Regions from separate parts of the Mus musculus genome. Here region 2 is linked to region 1. The links are chromatin contacts, found by Hi-C or POLR2A ChIA-PET in ENCODE. All regions are on one chromosome and are shown on one strand. The core of a region is the stretch at or near the end of the contact, and the rest is flanking DNA. Distances in the headings are between cores, read along the strand shown.

What was found. Hi-C counts contacts between places; a loop is a spot of excess contacts on that map. ChIA-PET counts read pairs that join two places held with the same protein, here RNA polymerase II (POLR2A).
Region 2: a map of left cerebral cortex shows a loop between it and region 1 (3-fold over the local background). The contact joins the promoter of Hif1a here to the promoter of Ppm1a in region 1. A Hi-C loop is called at or near these places in 1 of 37 maps with a recorded cell type or tissue (left cerebral cortex). POLR2A ChIA-PET finds 5 or more read pairs at or near these places in 1 of 5 experiments (Patski).

The regions. Positions count from the first base shown.
Region 1 is chr12:72,759,361-72,762,672 of GRCm38, forward strand. It overlaps Ppm1a (protein phosphatase 1A, magnesium dependent, alpha isoform), which reads left to right and starts at 1,851. Exons shown (of 6, transcript NM_008910.3): 1 at 1,851-2,271.
Region 2 is chr12:73,906,592-73,910,311 of GRCm38, forward strand. Hif1a (hypoxia inducible factor 1, alpha subunit) reads left to right here and starts at 1,276. Exons shown (of 15, transcript NM_010431.2): 1 at 1,276-1,733. The coding sequence starts at 1,699.

The sequences.
Region 1 (3,312 bases), core at 601-3,100:
CAGTTTCACAAGAGTCAGCCTGGGAAAGCCAAGACTCTGTACACACACAGACAGACACACAGACACACAGAGCACTAAATGGTGGCTGTCACAACATGACTTTTGTATGCCCATCGTGCAGTAACTTGTTTTAAGTATTAATAGTAGTACTAAGAATTGAGTCAGGTATGGTGGCACATGCTTGTACTATCAGCAATCCAGAGGCAGTCTGGGAGGATCCTTGTATGTTTGAGGCCAGCAAGCACTACATAGAGACCTTGTCTCAAAAACAAAACAAGCACATAACAAAAACCCTAACCAGGGCTGAGGACAGAGCTTAATGGTTGAGGACTTGACATGGTTTTAATCCTCAGCATCCCCACTTAACAAAACCTAAACAACATATTGTATATAATAATAAAACAGCATTTCATTAAAAGATTTCGCACCTAATTTCATTTATTTCTGCACTTGTATAGAAAAGAATTAAGAACTGTATAGTGAATTTTATTTTTACTTTATATACCTGGAGGTGCTACAAATTCATCGTATTCCCAAAATACTGAGTGATTTGGAGGGTCAGTGAAGATAGTGTCTGCTGGGAATTGGCAGTCTCACATGTGGTCCTGCCATTGATGTCAGGTGTAAAAGTGAAGAAAAGGGAATCATCTTCCATAAGTCGTGGTGAAAATATCAGAAATGGTTACCACAACATCCAAAATAGAGAAATAGTTTGCGGGATGACAGCCGGCAAAAGCAGGTTGTATTTGATCTAAGAGTCAAGACAATGGAGTGGTTTATAAGAGACACGAAGTAGCGGGGTGGCAAACTGCAGTAAGCACCAGAGAAAAGGGGAAGGCCTTACTGAAATTAATCTTGTTACTGGTCTGAACTCAATTTGGCTAATAGTTTTAGTATTTTTTTTTTTAAAGCATTAGCCTATTTCAGCGGAATATATGCTTTTTCTTTGTATTATATCAGAATCTCTCTTAAACTTCTATTCCTGCGAATTTGGTTGTAAGGGTTAAGCTGGTGACTGAAAAGCTGGGAAGGCACACCCAACCAATGGGAACTCATACTGGTGATGTACTGCTTTCCAGCTCTGATTCATTGGCTGCCTAGGGTTTGTCATTCTATCCCGGCGTCGGCAAGCAGCGTGGGTCGGGTTTTCTGTGGTCGAGCTAGCTAAACTGGATTTTGGCCGCCTGCACGTGCAGTTACCTTTTGCTCATCTCTAGCTCTCCGTGAAAGCAGCTGTCACGTTTCTGATTATCCTCTAGATTTTGAAAAACCCTCGGTTCCATTAGCCCCACTGGAGGTCTTTGGAGGTGCCCGTTGAGCCCGAATCACGTGACCCCGTAACGTGCACATAAATACAATTCGGAATCCCTGCAGGGACTCGGGGACAACCCGCGAGAAGCTCTAGCTAGGCACGTGTCCCAAGGCGTGAACGGTTTGCACACGCACGTCTGCGGTATGGCCGCGGCACTCGTGTGCGCCTCGTGGGGTCGAAGGGGCAGGCTGAGTCCCCTGTGCCGGGCGCTAACCGAGACTGCACCTGGAGACCGGCGTCCGTAGGCAGGTGTAAGAGTCGGGTGCGGACGACGACGACAGCCGGGTTTGGAGAGGCCCTCTGCGCCCTAGCGCGAAGGCCGCGCGCCTGGCTCGCACCCAGGACGTCCACGCTCCCTAGGGATCGGCCCGCGGCAGCGACCTGAGGAGCAGCGCAGGGCAGTGACGTCACCGCCGCCCCTCCCCCGCCCAAGCCGCAGTTCCGGCCCTCCCACATCCGGGTCTCTCCAGCCCATGGGCCGCGCCGCAGCTGCAGGGCCGGGGGTGGGGGAAACGGCGGCGCGGGGCGGGGCGGGGCCGGGCGAGGGGCAGCGGTGTCGAGAGCGCGCGTGCGCGGGGCCGCGCTAGAGGCGGCGGCGGTGGCGGCGCTAGGGGCGGGAGCGCGCGCAGGAGCTAGAACGCCGTGGTCTCCGCGCCGGCCGGGTCCGCAGCTCGGGATCGGGTGGCTGGGGCGGGGGGAGGGGGGCCCAGGCAGGTGGGGCGGAAAGCGATGAGTCCTCGGCGCCTCCTCCGCCTCCCGCGGGCCCCGCTCTCTGCCTCCCGCTCCGACGCCCGGATGATCTGAGCCGCGAGGGCTCCGAGAGCCGGGGGCCCGGACCCAGCCCGGCTCCTCCCCTCCTCCGCCCGGGCCCGGCCGCCGTCGCGGGACCCCGTGCCCGGCCGCCGTCGCCACCGCCGCCCCGGCCGACCGAGGGACCCGCCCGCCCGCGGCTGCTCCGGGTAAGCGCGGCGCGAGGGCGAGGAAGAGGGCGAGGGCGGGCGGGCGGAGGGCCTGTGCGGCGGCGGCCAGGCCTGGGGCCTGTAAACAAGCCGGGCGTCTGCCCGGGCGATCCCGGGAGGAGACGCGACAACTCCACCCCCTGGGCGGCCTCCTCCCCGAGCCCGCGCCGGGTGGCGAGGGGTTAACACGCGGCGGGGGCGGAGGCGGGGTGTGTGCGGCGGCTGGGAGGGGGCGCGACCCTCGGCCGGGCGGGGCGGACACTGGCGGCCGCGGAACTTTCGGGGAGCCTGCAGCGGGGTCTCCCCTTGAAGCAGATCAGCCCGTGAGTTCACTGGATTTGGAGACTCACCCGCTGGGTTGAAAGTGAGGCCCCCAACTCAGTAGTGATGCCTCCATTTCATTCATTATTCCGGCTTGGAGCAAACCCATTGAAGTAAACTACAGGTTTTGCATCATTTTGGCCTGATATATTGGAGGAAAGTTCTTTATGTTAGAGTTTAGTTTAGGCTTGGCTCCCTTCTGCTTGTAGGTTGTAAACACACTCGGATCCCCTTCTTGAAAGACAGCTGGCTGTGGAGAGCCTTCTGCCAACTGGAGTTTTAGATCTTTTGCAAATTTCATCATCCAAAGTGTTTTTCTCTTTTCTCAAACACTACACGATACTTAGAAATCCACAAAGGTCAGAGTCTAAGCAATCTACGATGCCGCCCCCACCCCAAGTTTCCTGATAGTTGGAATAATGCTCCTGGTATATTTTTAACCGCGCGGTTAGAGTATAAGGAGATTGGCATTGTTTGAGAAGAATAAATGATTTTGACGTTACGAAAATGAGTAGTTTTCCACGGTTCAGAGAAAAAAACAAAAACAATCTTTTTAAACCCTGGCTTTCAGATTTCAAACATGACTACTACTGGATGGAGGAGAAGCCTGCTGAAGAATCATAGAACTTAAATGATTGTTTTCTGGGCCTTAGGATTTTAGGGTTTCTGAGGGCTCACTACATAGTGCTTGGTTCTCACCTCCCTTTAACCTTTTCTGTA
Region 2 (3,720 bases), core at 26-2,525, 1.1 Mb after region 1:
TATGTGTATTTCTAGAGGGCATTGTTTTTGGATTTGAATGCAATTTAAATGTACCATAGATATCTACATTATTATACAACCCAAAGTTAGATTGTAACAATGTACTAACAAGGCAAAGAAGAGATACTAAACAGTCTAGTGTCAGGTCAGTTTCAGAGACCCCAGATTCAGACTCAGTTGTGTCTATAACACGTGTGTGTGTGTGTGTGTGTGTGTGTGTGTGTGTGTGTACACACACGGGCACGAAGTGTTCCTTTGTTGGGCTTGGAATACTTTTAAAACAAACACACACCATACCCACAGACCTAACATTTATGCTTCCAAAGACCGACTAAAAATGATGGCTTTAATCCATAGCTCCCAGCATAGCCGGTGAGCAGTCCTGTCAAGGTCTGTAGGTTGAAGGACTTGTTCTTCTTTCAGTCTAAACAGTGAACTAAACTCAGTCTGAAACAATTCTTGCACCTTTTCTGCATCCATTTAAGATGATCTTTGTCAGTTTTTAAAGCAACATGAAAGCAAAATAAGTCTATTCAATGCCTTTTCCTGTCTTGTCAAATTCAGGCTTGTGCTCTCACTTATTGAAGCTGTTGTTTATTTGTAAATGCTTAAGATAGTTTATTTTTAAATGGCCCTGCAACTTCCCTCCCCTTGAGAGGTTTGGCAAGACGGATTTGTTTTATATTTTTATCTGCATTTGCTCAGTAGTCAAACTTTGGCCCAGAAAATCTTAATCACTTGGAGACTTCCCTTGTTGTGTAGCAAAGAGCGGAGACTGGAGACTGAGTGGTGTCGGTCACCTGGGAAGGAGGGACCCCACTCTAACATCAGGGGGGCTGGCTGCCAGAACGCAAAGTTGGCTTTTTTTTTTTCAACTGGAAACTCGGGCGGGATGGGCGGCGACCGGGTCCAGCCACGCAGCTAAGGAGTAAGCGAGCCTCAGAGAACTCTATAGAGAGCCGGGGCGGTGCGAGCCAGGCTCGGACCCAAGCTTGGCAGCCCACTCGCTCCAGCAGCGCCTCCCAAAGCCAGACGCAGCTTTCCATTGAAGGTGCAGAGACCCCCCCACCCCCAGACCTGGGCTCAGCCGCACCCGTCGCTCGCCCCTTTTTCTTCCCTCCCTAGCTGCACACAGACAAGCACGTGAGCGGGGCAGCTCGTCCCAGCTGGGGCTCAGCTGACCTCCTCCTGATTGGCTGAGAGCAACGTGGGCTGGGGTGGGGCCTGGCCGCCTGCGTCCTTCACCATTGGCTCTCCGGGAACCCGCCTCCGCTCAGGTGAGGCGGGCCCGCGGGCGCGCGCGTTGGGTGCTGAGCGGGCGCGCGCACCCCTCGGCTTTTCCCTCCCCTCGCCGCGCGCCCGAGCGCGCCTCCGCCCTTGCCCGCCCCCTGCCGCTGCTTCAGCGCCTCAGTGCACAGAGCCTCCTCGGCTGAGGGGACGCGAGGACTGTCCTCGCCGCCGTCGCGGGCAGTGTCTAGCCAGGCCTTGACAAGCTAGCCGGAGGAGCGCCTAGGAACCCGAGCCGGAGCTCAGCGAGCGCAGCCTGCAGCTCCCGCCTCGCCGTCCCGGGGGGCGTCCCGCCTCCCACCCCGCCTCTGGACTTGTCTCTTTCTCCGCGCGCGCGGACAGAGCCGGCGTTTAGGCCCGAGCGAGCCCGGGGGCCGCCGGCCGGGAAGACAACGCGGGCACCGATTCGCCATGGAGGGCGCCGGCGGCGAGAACGAGAAGAAAAAGTAAGCCGGGCCGCCGCGTTCCGTGGACTGGCTTTTTTTTTTTTTTTTTTTTTGTCTCCGCTCCCCTTCCGTCCCCCCCAGCCTCACGCGCCGGGCTCCCCCGCGGTCCACGTCGCCATCTTGGCGCTGGGGGTGGGAGTCGCGGGCCCTGCGCTCGGCGGGGCTGGGGTCTCCGCCCCGGACACCCGCCCCGCGCCGTCGCAGCCCAGCCTGCCCCGCGCGCCCATCCGGCCGAGCCGGCCAGGGCCGAGTACGCCTCTAGCTCCCGCGCCTTCCCTCCCCGTCCTCCGCGTTAGCCGCGAGCAGCGGGCCCCGGGCGGACCCTGTGCGCGCTGCCAGCTTCCTGGGGTCGAGGCCCTCCGAGGCCGACCCGGGGCTCCCCCGAGCCGCCTCGCTGCGCCGCGGCCGCCGTTGCCTTTGTAGGTTAGGGAGTTTCTTCTGGGGGCCCGAAGACGCTAACTTTCTAGTTTGCACGTGCGGGTTTGGTTGTAATCTGGAAAAACTTGCCTCCATCAGAGTAACGGGAATTTAGGAAAATGGCATCATTGTAAACAACTTCCAATTTCTACAAACTTGTGTTTGCATCACCTGTCAGGAGAGCCCAGACGTTATGTATCAATATGTGGCTGCCTCGTTCACTCCTGAAAATAACTTACGGATAGTTTTGGTTAAATTTAGGCCGGTAATTTCATGGAGTGGGGGCTATATATGATGAAAGCCGTCGGTTAAAATACTGAAAATTTATTGGAACACCTGAAAAGAATTGTTTCCAAAAACCATACATCTGAAGTGTGAAATCTTCCATGAGAATTCAGTGTAAGTTTATGAAACATCTTGTGGTTTGAGTCTAAGGAGAACATTTTAGAATTGAGTACAGCTAGTGGTGGTAAGATCGACCCCTGCCGCCAGCACACAATTTTGTCTACTTCGATATTTTAACCTTGAGAAAATCAGTTTAAGGAGTTGAAGGTTTGTAGTAAGAGCTGTGGTTACAAGGCTGGCTTAATTTGCTGTTAAGTCCTTCTAGTCTTCTGGAAGAGATTAATTCCCCTTATCCATATCAGCAGAAGAGATAAACTTACTCATTTTCCTGCTGTTCTGGACACCCCTTCCTTGTCTTGGTCTTTATTCCATAAAAGGTCCAGGTCTTAGTTTGTGTGCACCCAAAGGAAGCACTTTGGAAATGTTTTAAAGTGTTCATGCAAGTCTAGACTTAACTCCACGAGTTACCAGAATTAGTTGCAATTAATTTTGCAGAACTGACTACAATGCTTTTGATGAAATGATGGGCTGCTATTCTCTAAACCTTAGGCAGATTGCCATTGTGTACTCACTGTCCTTATTAAATGCTAAATTATATTAATACACTACACCAAGTTATACACCAATCACTTCTCTTTCTTATACGCTGATTTTTTTTTAATTTAAATCAAAAGTAGTTTCATAATGGATAAGTAAGCTAGTTGTGTATCGGGCCCAGTTCTAAATGGTTTTTAGGCTTTCCTCAGAGCCATCTGTTAATTTTTTTCTCATTTGAGATGTTAGCAGCTTTAGATCAGATGGGATTATATTTCTTAATATAGAGGTTCTTAATATCACTAAAAGATAATAAACATGAGTGATGGGCCACTCAACAACACTTATAGGTGCCATTTATTAAATATGTCTTTTTGTAATCACAATTTCATTGAAAGATTGAGAAGTAAAAACTTTCTTTCTCCAATTATTCCACCTTAAATGAGCCTCCAAAGTGAACCTGGGGGAAAGGATTTGGCTTTTTTAAATAGAGAGTATAGAAAACTCAAACCTTGAAGATTTGGAAGAAAGCAGAACAGAAAATGCATAATAGATTTAATAGGAGGTATGTGCTGTTGACTCTTAGCTGTTAGGGCTAAGCGTGATTGACCTAGTATGTGTATGGACTCTTAGATTGCAGAAGAATGTCAAGCTCGTTTTGTTCCTAGCTGAACTTTTCGAAGCCCCCCCC